Linked DNA regions of Homo sapiens: region 2 is linked to region 1. Evidence: chromatin contacts called from ENCODE Hi-C or POLR2A ChIA-PET data. All regions are on one chromosome and are shown on one strand. Each heading gives the region's core, a stretch centred on a gene start or an enhancer-like site at or near the end of the contact. The rest is flanking DNA. Distances are from core to core; before and after follow the strand shown. Region 1 holds the start of TANC1 (tetratricopeptide repeat, ankyrin repeat and coiled-coil containing 1). Region 2 has its middle 42 kb from the start of TANC1.

Region 1 (5,011 bases), core at 1,549-4,048:
TTTCCTCAGCCTATTCCCCTGGGCAGTAAATTGTATAGTAAAATGACCAGTTTATTATTTGCTGTTTTCTTTCACTCTGCTGAGAAAAGCTACATTGCTGGCAAACTGACAGAAAATTTAAAAATGGAATCCAGTATTTTGTATGTCTGTTTAGGGAATGTGTGCAGCATAGACTATTCACGTGATCTATATTTCTCTTTTTTTGTCCTAACTGGTATCAACAGAAATGTAATGAATGAGCTTCTTAAAGTAGATGGGATAAGCAGAGATATCCTCAGAAAAGCAAGAGATGATTCTTGCTTTCCTTTTCCTAAAAATTCAAACAAACCATTAACTAACAACTAACTAAAAACGCTTTTATTTTTTAAGGGAAAAGCAGATTTTAAAAAAATTAAAATTCATTTTTTAATATGTGCTCAGCTAATACTTCACTTATTAAGATATTTAGAAAATGTTCACATTTTTTTCTTACAAAACGGATCTTAATGGAAGCCCCCTGTTTGCCTCACCCATGAATTTTCATTTTTTTTTTTTTACTCTTTTTGGCCTTGTCTTTTATAAATGTACTATTTTCACCCACAGCTTAAGAGAGCTTCTTTGATGTTCTTAGTACAACATAGTGTATGTAATGTCAGCTGTTTAAAGCTGGAGATCAGATTGTGCATAATAACATATGTAGTTTGGATTATATAAACACTACAGGAAGAAGGGGAGACAGGGCCTTTCTGTGTGCACATTTCAGATTGCTAGCTGTATGCCTGTTTAGAATGTTAAATACTCCTAACTAGGCAGTGATGAAGTTACTTCTTTAGTGACTGTGACTTCTGAAACTATAAAGACAAAACTTTTTCAACTAAAAATAATTTAAAGATGATGTCAGTAATGAACATATTTATGTGATTTTCTACTTGCTACTTAAGGAGCTTTGAGAGTAGAGGGAAAAAAATTGCACTGCCTTCAAAGCCCTATTTAACTAAGCAATTTCATCAAAAATTTGGAAATACAGCTGAGAAGAGCCAAAACCAGAAAAATGTGGTACAAATGATAAATTTCATCCATTATACCTTTCTCCCATTATAAAGAAGTCTGGAGCAGGAAATCTTACCAGTCTATTTTCTTAGGATTGTTTCTCTTATATTTTAATATTTCAGATTAGTTAGACTGCTTGGAGTTTTTGTCTTTTGTTTGCATCATTCTTTTATCATTAAGGTTGCTGTCTGGCTTTTTTGTCTGTTGAAAGATTTCGTTTCAAGATAAATTAAATAAAACATTACCATATTTTTCAGCAATGAAACATTTCAGATGGAGAAAGAAGTCAATAGTTTTCTGGTTTAAGTTTGTATTTTTATTTTCAATATTCTATCCTGCCTTGTTTCGGGAATACTTCAAGGCCGCTGATGTGTTTACTGCTCAAATATCAACACAGCAGTAATCAGGCCTTTGAAACTATGGGTGAAAAATCCAGTCCATTTCAGTCTTTTTAATTTATGAAAAGAGATTGTGTGGCATTTTGCTTCCTGTCCCTTTTCATAAGAACTTTAAATATGGACACCCCTCCTGCTGGTGTCTTTATATAGGGAAGCTCTGCGTGAGGTTGAAGTTTTTATGAGGAAACTTGTTTAAAACACAATCGTATTTTAAGGCGGGTTTGCCACAGCAAGGTTAGGGGTTACCAATAAATCGGTTTACAGCAACTTCTCTATTCTCTGCTCCAGACACACCAATGGGGTGACCCGTGCACAATTCCCGCTGGCCACACAAGGCAGCGGCAGTTCTAGTTGATCCTTCCTTCGTCAACTAGATCAACGAAGGCTGTCTTAGAGAGCTTCGGGTATTAAGTGAGCAGAGTCCCTTAGGCCAATTTGGCTGCCTGGGATTCCTGGGAGGATCTTGGAGAACCCAGGACACCCGAATCCCTAGTCCCTATCCTGGTTTTTGCTCTGCTGGAGAATAACAAAACATTTTGGGAACTCAGGAGTTTAATTTACTGCCACCAACCGACAAAATAATAGCATCTTTGTGTGTTCTCTCCCCTCCGTCCCTCCCACCTCCTTCCGACAGAAGCACGACGCTGGCCCTCTGTGAATGTAGCGCAGACAGCACGGGCCAGCCCGGAGCGGTCGCAGGAGGCTCCAGACCCGCGGCCCCAGGGACGCCCGGGAAATCACCGGCCCCAGAACGTCCCCCATTCCTTTTGGGAAATAAAAAGACGCAGCCGGTGAGATGCCTTCTTAGACCTTCCAGCTCATTTAGCTGATTCTGGCCCCAGAAAGTGTGTTTGTGTTTGTGTGTAGTTAAGTGAGGCAGAGAAAATCCAAGAAAGCCGCACAAGCCACCCCAAAGCGTCCACGGAAACTCCAGCTCGGTTAATTGCTCCCATATGTCCTCCTCGGCTGTGGTAAAAAAGCAGCGAGGAGGGAAGGCCGGGTCGCTTTATTGATTTTGAAGAGGCTGTAAAAAAGACTATGGCCCATCTCATTTTGGTCCCAGAGGGGCCTAGGCGCAGCCCCGGGGGACCCGGTGCCCAGAGGGATGGTAGGGTGCTTCAGGCCCGGACCTGGCGCCGAGAGGCGGGACAAGGGGACCTCGCGCCCAAGCCCCGCGGAAAGTTCGCGCTCCGCGCTCCAGCCGGTCCCTGGATCCGCCGCAGCCCGGGGCGGGGAGGGGCGCGGGAGGCGCGGCCGGGGCGGGCGCGCGAGAGGAAGGTGCCTTCGGGAACACGCGCAAGGGCGGGGATTCGCGCTGCCAATGAGGCCCCGGTGTGGGCCGAGCAAGGCGGGGGGACGGGCCGGAGCGGAGGCTTTGCTGTGGCAGCTGCTGGAGCGGCGGCCGCCTCGGGAGCCGGAGGAGAGGCAGCCGCGGAGCGCCGAGCTGGCCTCGCCCCGAGGCCCGGCCCTGGGTGTGGGGAACCGCGCTGAGGAGCTGGAAACTTTCCCGGCAGGTAACTCCCGCAGCCCGGACTCCGCCGCGGGCCTGCGAGCGCCCCGGGCATGGCCAGCTGCCAGTGTGCGGAGAGGTCGAGAGGGACCCGGGGTGGAGAGGGTGATGGGAGAAGGGAAAGGCGTGTGGGAAAGTTTCTGGAGCGCCCCCTCCTCCGCCGGGCACACCCGGGAGCTTTCCGGGAATAGGCACAGACATGTTGGGCGCCCCGGGCCTTGGTCTCTCGGCGGCTTTGGGGAGTCCGCACCTTCCTTGCGCGGTTCCCCCGCGCCGGACCGAGCCGGCCTCCCCTGGAACCGGTGTGGTGGGAACCGGGAACGCTTGGGGCACGCTCGAGTTCTGGGACCACCCCCGCCCGGCGCGCCCGCTCGCCCCCTTTCCCGCCTTCTCTGTAGCCCTCGGGCTTGGCAAGGGCCTGGGCTACGCCTGGTACCTGGCGCGGGGGAGGCGGGGGGAGGCGCGCCTGGCACCGCGGGGTCCTGGGCGCCCCCCGGAGTGTTGGGGTGCGCGGGTCGCGAAGTTGCCGAGAGAACTTAAGCCGGAGGCATGGTATTGCCCCAGTCTGGGCTGAAAGTCTATTGCTTTGCTTCCAAGAACACTGCGATTAGCATATCCACACTCCTTTATTGGGGGTGGGGGTGAGTTAGGATTAGACGTTGGGGGTTTTTCTTTAGGGGTGGGGCGCTGAGAAGAGCGGTAATTGTCAAGATTGTGAGCCCCCTTGTTCTTGGATGCAGAGTGGTCATTTTCGGGGGACGATATCAGGGCACTGGCTTCCTGGAGGACTTTGGGGTGCGGGCGCGCAGCGCTGTGGGTGTGCGGGGCTCCCGGCTTTGGCGCGGCGGCTTTCCGGAACGCCTGGCTGGGAAGGAAGCTCTAGGCATTGTGTGGTGTGTTTGCAGACAGAAAGGTCCCTGGACCGGTGTTCTCAAAACTTACTGGACTTATTGTGTAAAGCTCCGGGAGGAAATGTGGCGTTGGCCAGGTAGAAACGCGGCGCTGCGGCCAAGGGGCGGAGGACGCCAGGCTCGGCAACGGCCTTCTCCCAGCCCCCTCCTGCCAGCTCCAGATCCGCGTGCCTCCAGTGTTGGGACCGTTCTCAGTGGCGTTGTTCCCTGCTGGAGTTAACTTGGGAGGTGAGGAGGGAACTTTCATCTTGAACTTGACCCCAGAAGCAGCGTCGTCCGTACAGGTTACAAGGTAAATGGAAGCTGAGTCTTAACGTGGGTTGGACCGCAAACTCTGGCTGGCGCGGAAAGGAAGTTCCTGGTTCAGAATCTTTGAGGAAAGGGCTCAAGATTGCTGAGATCGCTCGCTCTGGAAATGCCAGACACACCAGACTGCAGAAGTTAATGCGTGTTTGGAGGGGTGGGGGTGGGAGAGGAAAGGAGAAACCTGGTTAGTTGGCACAGAGGGCTGGTATTTCTCTGTAGTGGAAATGAAGGGAGTCTGCGTCTCTGCTTTCACCAGATCCGCTACCCTCTTTTTTCCTTCCTTGGTCATCTTTATTCCTGCCAGGCTGGCACTCCTGAGGCAGGGGAGGGGAAGGAGAGGAAAGCAGTTGTGAAGCTTCCTGGGTCAGCCTGGAGGTATTTCAGATCTGCTACTAGGAAGATTCCAGGATTTTAACAGCTGCTTCTTGATTGCTGGGAATGAAGGAGTTTATGAGCGGCTGAGACTACTTCATTATAGAAGTAGTCTGAGTGTTTTACTCATCTAAGCTACTTAAAGACCTCACAAGGGACCTTCCCTAGAGTATGCCAGTTTCTGCAGTTTGTGTCAGCCAGAATGCTTGGTGAGTGTTAGTCAAAAAGCATCATAAATATATCCTGGTGGTTCTGAAATGAAAAGTATGTGGCAGTAAAGGAAGTATGGTATCTGATATCCTTCAGGACTTCCTCCTAGGGTTGTTCCTGTTACCTGCCAAGTGAACTTGGTTCAGGCTTCCGGACTGTTGTGATTTGACAATAAGAGATGGGAAATAGTGTCATCGATTTTAGTGGAAGCAGGAAAAGTCCACAAATAAATTTAAGGTGAGTTTTTATGACCCTGTCTTGCACATGTGGTGCCC
Region 2 (5,011 bases), core at 1,714-4,213, 42 kb before region 1:
TCTTCAGGAGAGGAGAACATTCTTTTTGTTTCTTATTGAGGGAGTGGTCAAGTTAAGAGCATGACTTTGGAAACAGCTCTGCTGCCCTTTAGTGGTTGTGTGTTTGTGACCCTAAATTGTCTCAGTGGTAAAATGAGGATTATAATGAGGATTAAATGAGTCAACTACATGGAAAGCAGAACAATGAACATAGTGTGTGCTATTGGCTTTTATTATTCCATATATTCGGGTGTATTACCTCTTAAAAATATTTTAAATGTTTTTATAAAATATTGAAATATTTCTATAAAGCAAGTAATTGCCTGATAATCTCTCTCTTTTCTGGAATTTAATTTTTATAAAGTTTGGTTACAGTTAGACTAAACTATTATGCCCCTTCCTCCCTCCTCCCTTCTTTGCATTTCTTTTCTGTGATCTGCTCTGGCAAGTGCAGAGCTCCCTGTAGCTATATGGTAGCCCAGGAACATGAAAGGCCATTTGCATCAGAAGCCTTCCATATGCCATTCTCCACTTATCATCTGACTGCTCCCAGAGAGCTTATCAATAGAAATGAAATGACTACTACTCCAAGGACAGTCCCTACATTGTAGGTGCACCCCAAAAGAGAGGAGGGTGCTCTCTTCCTTCGTTTCAACTTGTAATTAGTAAAGGCAAGAAAATACCTTCTCAAATGTAGGTTTAAGAATATGGATGTTAAACTGGAATTTCCACTCTCTTTTTTTTTTTAATTAATAAACTTTATTTTTTAGAGCAGTTTTAGTTTCACAGCAAAGTTAAGCAGGAAGAATAGAGAGTTTTCATATACCCCTTGTTCCCACACAAGCACAACCTCCCCAAATATGAACATCCCCCACAAGTGATGCATTTGTTACAATTCATGAACCTACATTAGCACATTGCAGCCTCGAACTCCCCAAGCTCAAGTGACCTTCCCACCTCAGCCTCCTGAGTAGCTGGGGGCTACAGACACATGCCACCATGTCCAGCTAAATTTTTTATTTTTTGTAGAGAAAGGTTCTCACAATATCCCCAGGTAGGTCTTGAATTTCCTGAGCTCAAGCAATCCCCTCACCTCAGCCTTCAAAAGTGTTGGAATTACAGGTGTAAGCCACCACACCTGGCCTGGGTTTTTCTGTAGATATAAGTTTTCAATTTATCTGGACAAGTATCAAATATTTTAATTGTTTAAAAAACTGCCAAACTGTCTTCCAAAGTGGCTGTACCATTTTGAAATCCTACCAGCAATGAATGAGAATTCTTGTTGTTCCACATCAGCACCAGCATCTGGCATTGTCAGTGTTCTGAATTTTGGCTATTCTAATAGGTGTATAGTGGTATCTCACTGGTGTTTTAATTTGCAATTTTCTAATGATGTATGTTGAACGTCTTTTCACATGCTTACTTACCATCTGTATATGTTCTTTGGTGATATGTCTGTTCAGATCTTGTCTTATTTTGTTTTGTGTTGCTATAACAGAATACTTAAGACTGGGTAATTTACAAAGAAAAGAGGTTTATTTAGCTCACTGGTCTGCAGGCTGGGAAGTTCAAAATTGGGTGGTCACATCTGGTGGCTTCTGGTGAAGCCTCAGGCTGCATCGAAACATGGCAGAGAAATGAAAGAGGAGCTAGGCTAATGTGACAAAGGGCAAAATACAAGAGGCAACCTCCCTATACCAACCAGCTCTGCAAGGAACTAATCCATTCCTGGGAGAACTAACAGTCTCTCAAGAAAGACATTAATCTATCTTAACAACCTAATTACCTCTTAAATTCGCCATCTCCCAACACCATCCCATTGAGGTCTAAGCCTCAACATGAGTTTTGGTGGGGACAAACTGCACTCTAACCATAACGGATCTTTTGTCCATTTTTTAATCAAGTTATTCATTTTCTTCTGGTTTAGTTTTAAGAATTCTTTGTATATTTTGGATAATAGTCCCTTATCAGATGTGTCCTTTGCAAATATTTTCTCCAAATCTGTGGTTTGTCTTTTCTTTTCTCTTGACATTGTCTTTTGCAGAGCAAAAAAAAAAAGTTTTTCATTTTGATGAAGTCCAGCTTAAAAATTATTTCTTTTGTGGATTGTGCCTTTGGTGTTTTACCTAAAAAGTCACCACTATATTCAAGGTCATCTAGTTTTCTTCCTAAGTTATTTTCTAGGAGTTTTATAGTTTTGAACTTTATATCTACATCCATGATCCATTTTGAGTTAATTTTTGTGAAGGTGTAAGGTGTACATCTAGATTATTATTATTTTATTTTATTTTATTTTGCTTGTGGATGTCCAGTCATTCCAGTACCATTTGTTGAAAAGATTATCTTTGAGGCTGGGTGCAGTGGTTCACGCCTGTAATCCCAGCACTTTGGGAGGCCAAGGCAGGTGGATCACGAGGTCAGGAGATCCAGACCATCCTGATTAACATGGTGAAACCCCATCTATACTAAAAAAATTACAAAAAAAATTAGCCAGGCGTGGTGGCGGGCACCTGTAGTCCCAGCTACTCGGGAGGCTGAGGCAGGAGAATGACGTGAACCCGGGAAGCGGAGCTTGCAGTGAGCCAAGATTGCTTCACTGTACTCCAGCCTGGATGACAGAGCGAGACTCTGTCTCAAAAAAAAGAAAAGATTATCTTTGCTCCATTATGTTGTCTTTGCTCTTTTGTCAAAGATCAGCTGACTATTTTTATGTGGATCTATTTCTGGGCTTTCTATTCTGTTCCATTGATCTCTTTATCTATTCTTTCATCAGTACTGCACTATCTTAATTACTGTAGCTTTATAGTAAGTCTTGAAGTTAGGGAATGTCAGTTCTCTGACTTTGTTCTTTTTCTTCTTCTTTTTTTTTTTTTTTTTTGAGATGGAGTTTCACTATTGTTACACAGGCTATAGTGCAGTGGCATGCTCTCACCTCACTGCAACTTCTGCCTCCCAGATTCAAGGAATTCTCCTGCCTCAGCCTCCTAAGTGTCTGGGATTACAGGCATGTGCCGCCACGCCCGGCTAATTTTTGTATTTTTATTAGAGATGAGGTTTCACATCGCTTCTCGGCCTTTTGGCTAAGATCAAGTGTGAGATGAGGTTTCACTCTGTTGACCAGGCTGGTTTTAAACTTCTGACCTCAGGTGACTCACCACCCTCGGTCTCCCAAAGTGTTGAGATTACAGGCATGAACCACCGTACCCAGCCTGTTCTTCTCTTTTAATATTACGTTTGCTATTCTGGTTTCGTGTTTTGTTTTGTTTTGTTTTGTTTTGTTTTGCCTCTCTATGTAAACTTTAGAATTAATTTGTCAATATCCACAAAATAACTTGCTGTGATTTTTATTGGAATTGTATTGAATCTATGAAGTTGAGAAGAACTGACATCCTGAAAATATTTAATCAACCTTAATTCTTAATTGCATGATCATGAATAATCTTACTAAGTTAAGACTAAGATGATCATGGAATATCGCTCCATTTATTTAGTTATTCTATTTACTTATTCTTTGATATCTTTCAGTAGAATTTTATAGTTTTTCTTATATAGATCTTGCTCATATTTTATTAGATTTATACCTAAATATTTCATTTTGGGGGGTGCTAATGTAAATGGTAATATATTTTAGTTCCACAGTATCATTTTGATATATAGGAAAGTGGTTAGCTTTTGCATATTAACCTTGCTGTATACAGGATACCTCGTATCCTGTATCCTGTAACCTTGCTATAATTGCTTACTAGTTCCAGGAGGTTTTGTTGTTATTGTTGTCAATTCTTCTGGATTTTCTACACAGACAATTATGTCATCTGCAAACAAAGACAGTTTTATTTATTCTTTTCTTTTCTTTCTTTCTTTCTTTTTTTTTTTTTTTTTTTTTTTTTGAGATGGAGTTTCGCTCTTGTTGCCCAGGCTGGAGTGCAATGGTGTGATCTTGGCTCACCGAAACCTCCACCTCCCGGTTTCAAGTGATTCTCCTGTCTCAGCCTCCCGAGTAGCTGGCATTACAGGCATGCACCCCCACACCCAGCTAATTTTGTATTTTTTGTAGACATGGAGTTTCTCCATGTTGGTCAGGCTGGTCTGGAACTCCTGACCTCAGGTGATCTGCCCGCCTTGGCCTCTCAAAGTGCTGGGATTATAGGCATGAGCCACCGCGCCCGGCCTTATTTACTCTTTTCTAATCTATATTTCTTTTACTGCCTTTTCTTGTCTCACTGAATTAGCTAGGACTTCCATTAAAAAGCAGTGGTTAGAAGGGACATCCTTGTCTTGTTCCTGATCTTAGTGGGAAAGCATCAAGTTTCTCACCATTAAATATATTAGTTTCAGGTTTTTTGTAGATGTTATTTATTAAGTCGAGAATGTTCCTCTCTATTCTTAGTATGCTGAGAGTTTTTATTATAAATGGGTGTTGGGTTTTTGCCAAATGCTTCTCCACATCTATTGATAAGATCATGTGATCCTTTTCTTCTTTAGCCATTGATGTAATAGGCAATATTAATTTATTTTCAAATGTTGAACAAACTTTACATACCTGGGATAAATCCCACTTGGTTATAGTGTATAATTCCTTTTATACATTGTTGAATTTGACTTGCTAATATTTTGTTGAGGATTTTTGCATGTATGTTTATGAGAAGTATTGGTCTGTAGATTTCTTTTATTGTAACATATTTGTCTGGTTTTGGTATTAGGGTGATGCCGCCTCATAGAATGAGTTAGAAACTATTCCCTCTGCATCTATTTTCTGGAACAGATTGTGAATAACTGGTATAATTTCTTCCTTAAATGTTTGGTAGAATCCACCAGTGAACCCATCAAGTCCTGGTTTTGAAAGGTTATTAATTATTGATTCAATTTCTTTAATAGATATAGACCTATTCAGATGGCCTATTTCCTCTTGTGTGCATTTTGGCAGATTGTATATTTCAGGGAATTGGTCTGTTTCATCTAGATTATCAATTTTGTGGGCATACCGTTGTTCATAATATTTTTTATTATCTTTTTAATGTCTATGGGATCTGTA

The links. A loop is a pair of places that touch in the nucleus more often than their neighbours do. ChIA-PET counts read pairs that join two places held with the same protein, here RNA polymerase II (POLR2A). Pooled maps may share reads with other maps.
Region 2: a map of PC-3 shows a loop between it and region 1 (2.8-fold over the local background). The contact joins the enhancer-like site here to the promoter of TANC1 in region 1. A Hi-C loop is called at or near these places in 7 of 168 maps with a recorded cell type or tissue (Calu3, MCF 10A, PC-3 and 4 more), 1 of 37 single-sample maps with no recorded cell type and 10 of 50 pooled maps. POLR2A ChIA-PET finds 5 or more read pairs at or near these places in 8 of 52 experiments (HEK293, HEK293T, MCF 10A and 5 more).

What each region holds. Positions count from the first base shown.
Region 1 is chr2:158,965,842-158,970,852 of GRCh38, forward strand. It overlaps TANC1 (tetratricopeptide repeat, ankyrin repeat and coiled-coil containing 1), which reads left to right and starts at 2,799. Exons shown (of 27, transcript NM_033394.3): 1 at 2,799-2,941. RefSeq lists silencers at 2,585-2,694, 2,755-2,834.
Region 2 is chr2:158,923,733-158,928,743 of GRCh38, forward strand. No RefSeq gene overlaps it. Among named protein-coding and RNA genes, the nearest start is that of TANC1, 42 kb to the right of the region's middle. RefSeq lists an enhancer at 1-97. Within about 2 kb of position 2,964, at least 3 of the 41 ENCODE cell types and tissues checked have a DNase peak (open chromatin) inside an H3K27ac peak, as active enhancers do; they include PC-3, PC-9 and endothelial cell of umbilical vein, where a contact is called at or near this core.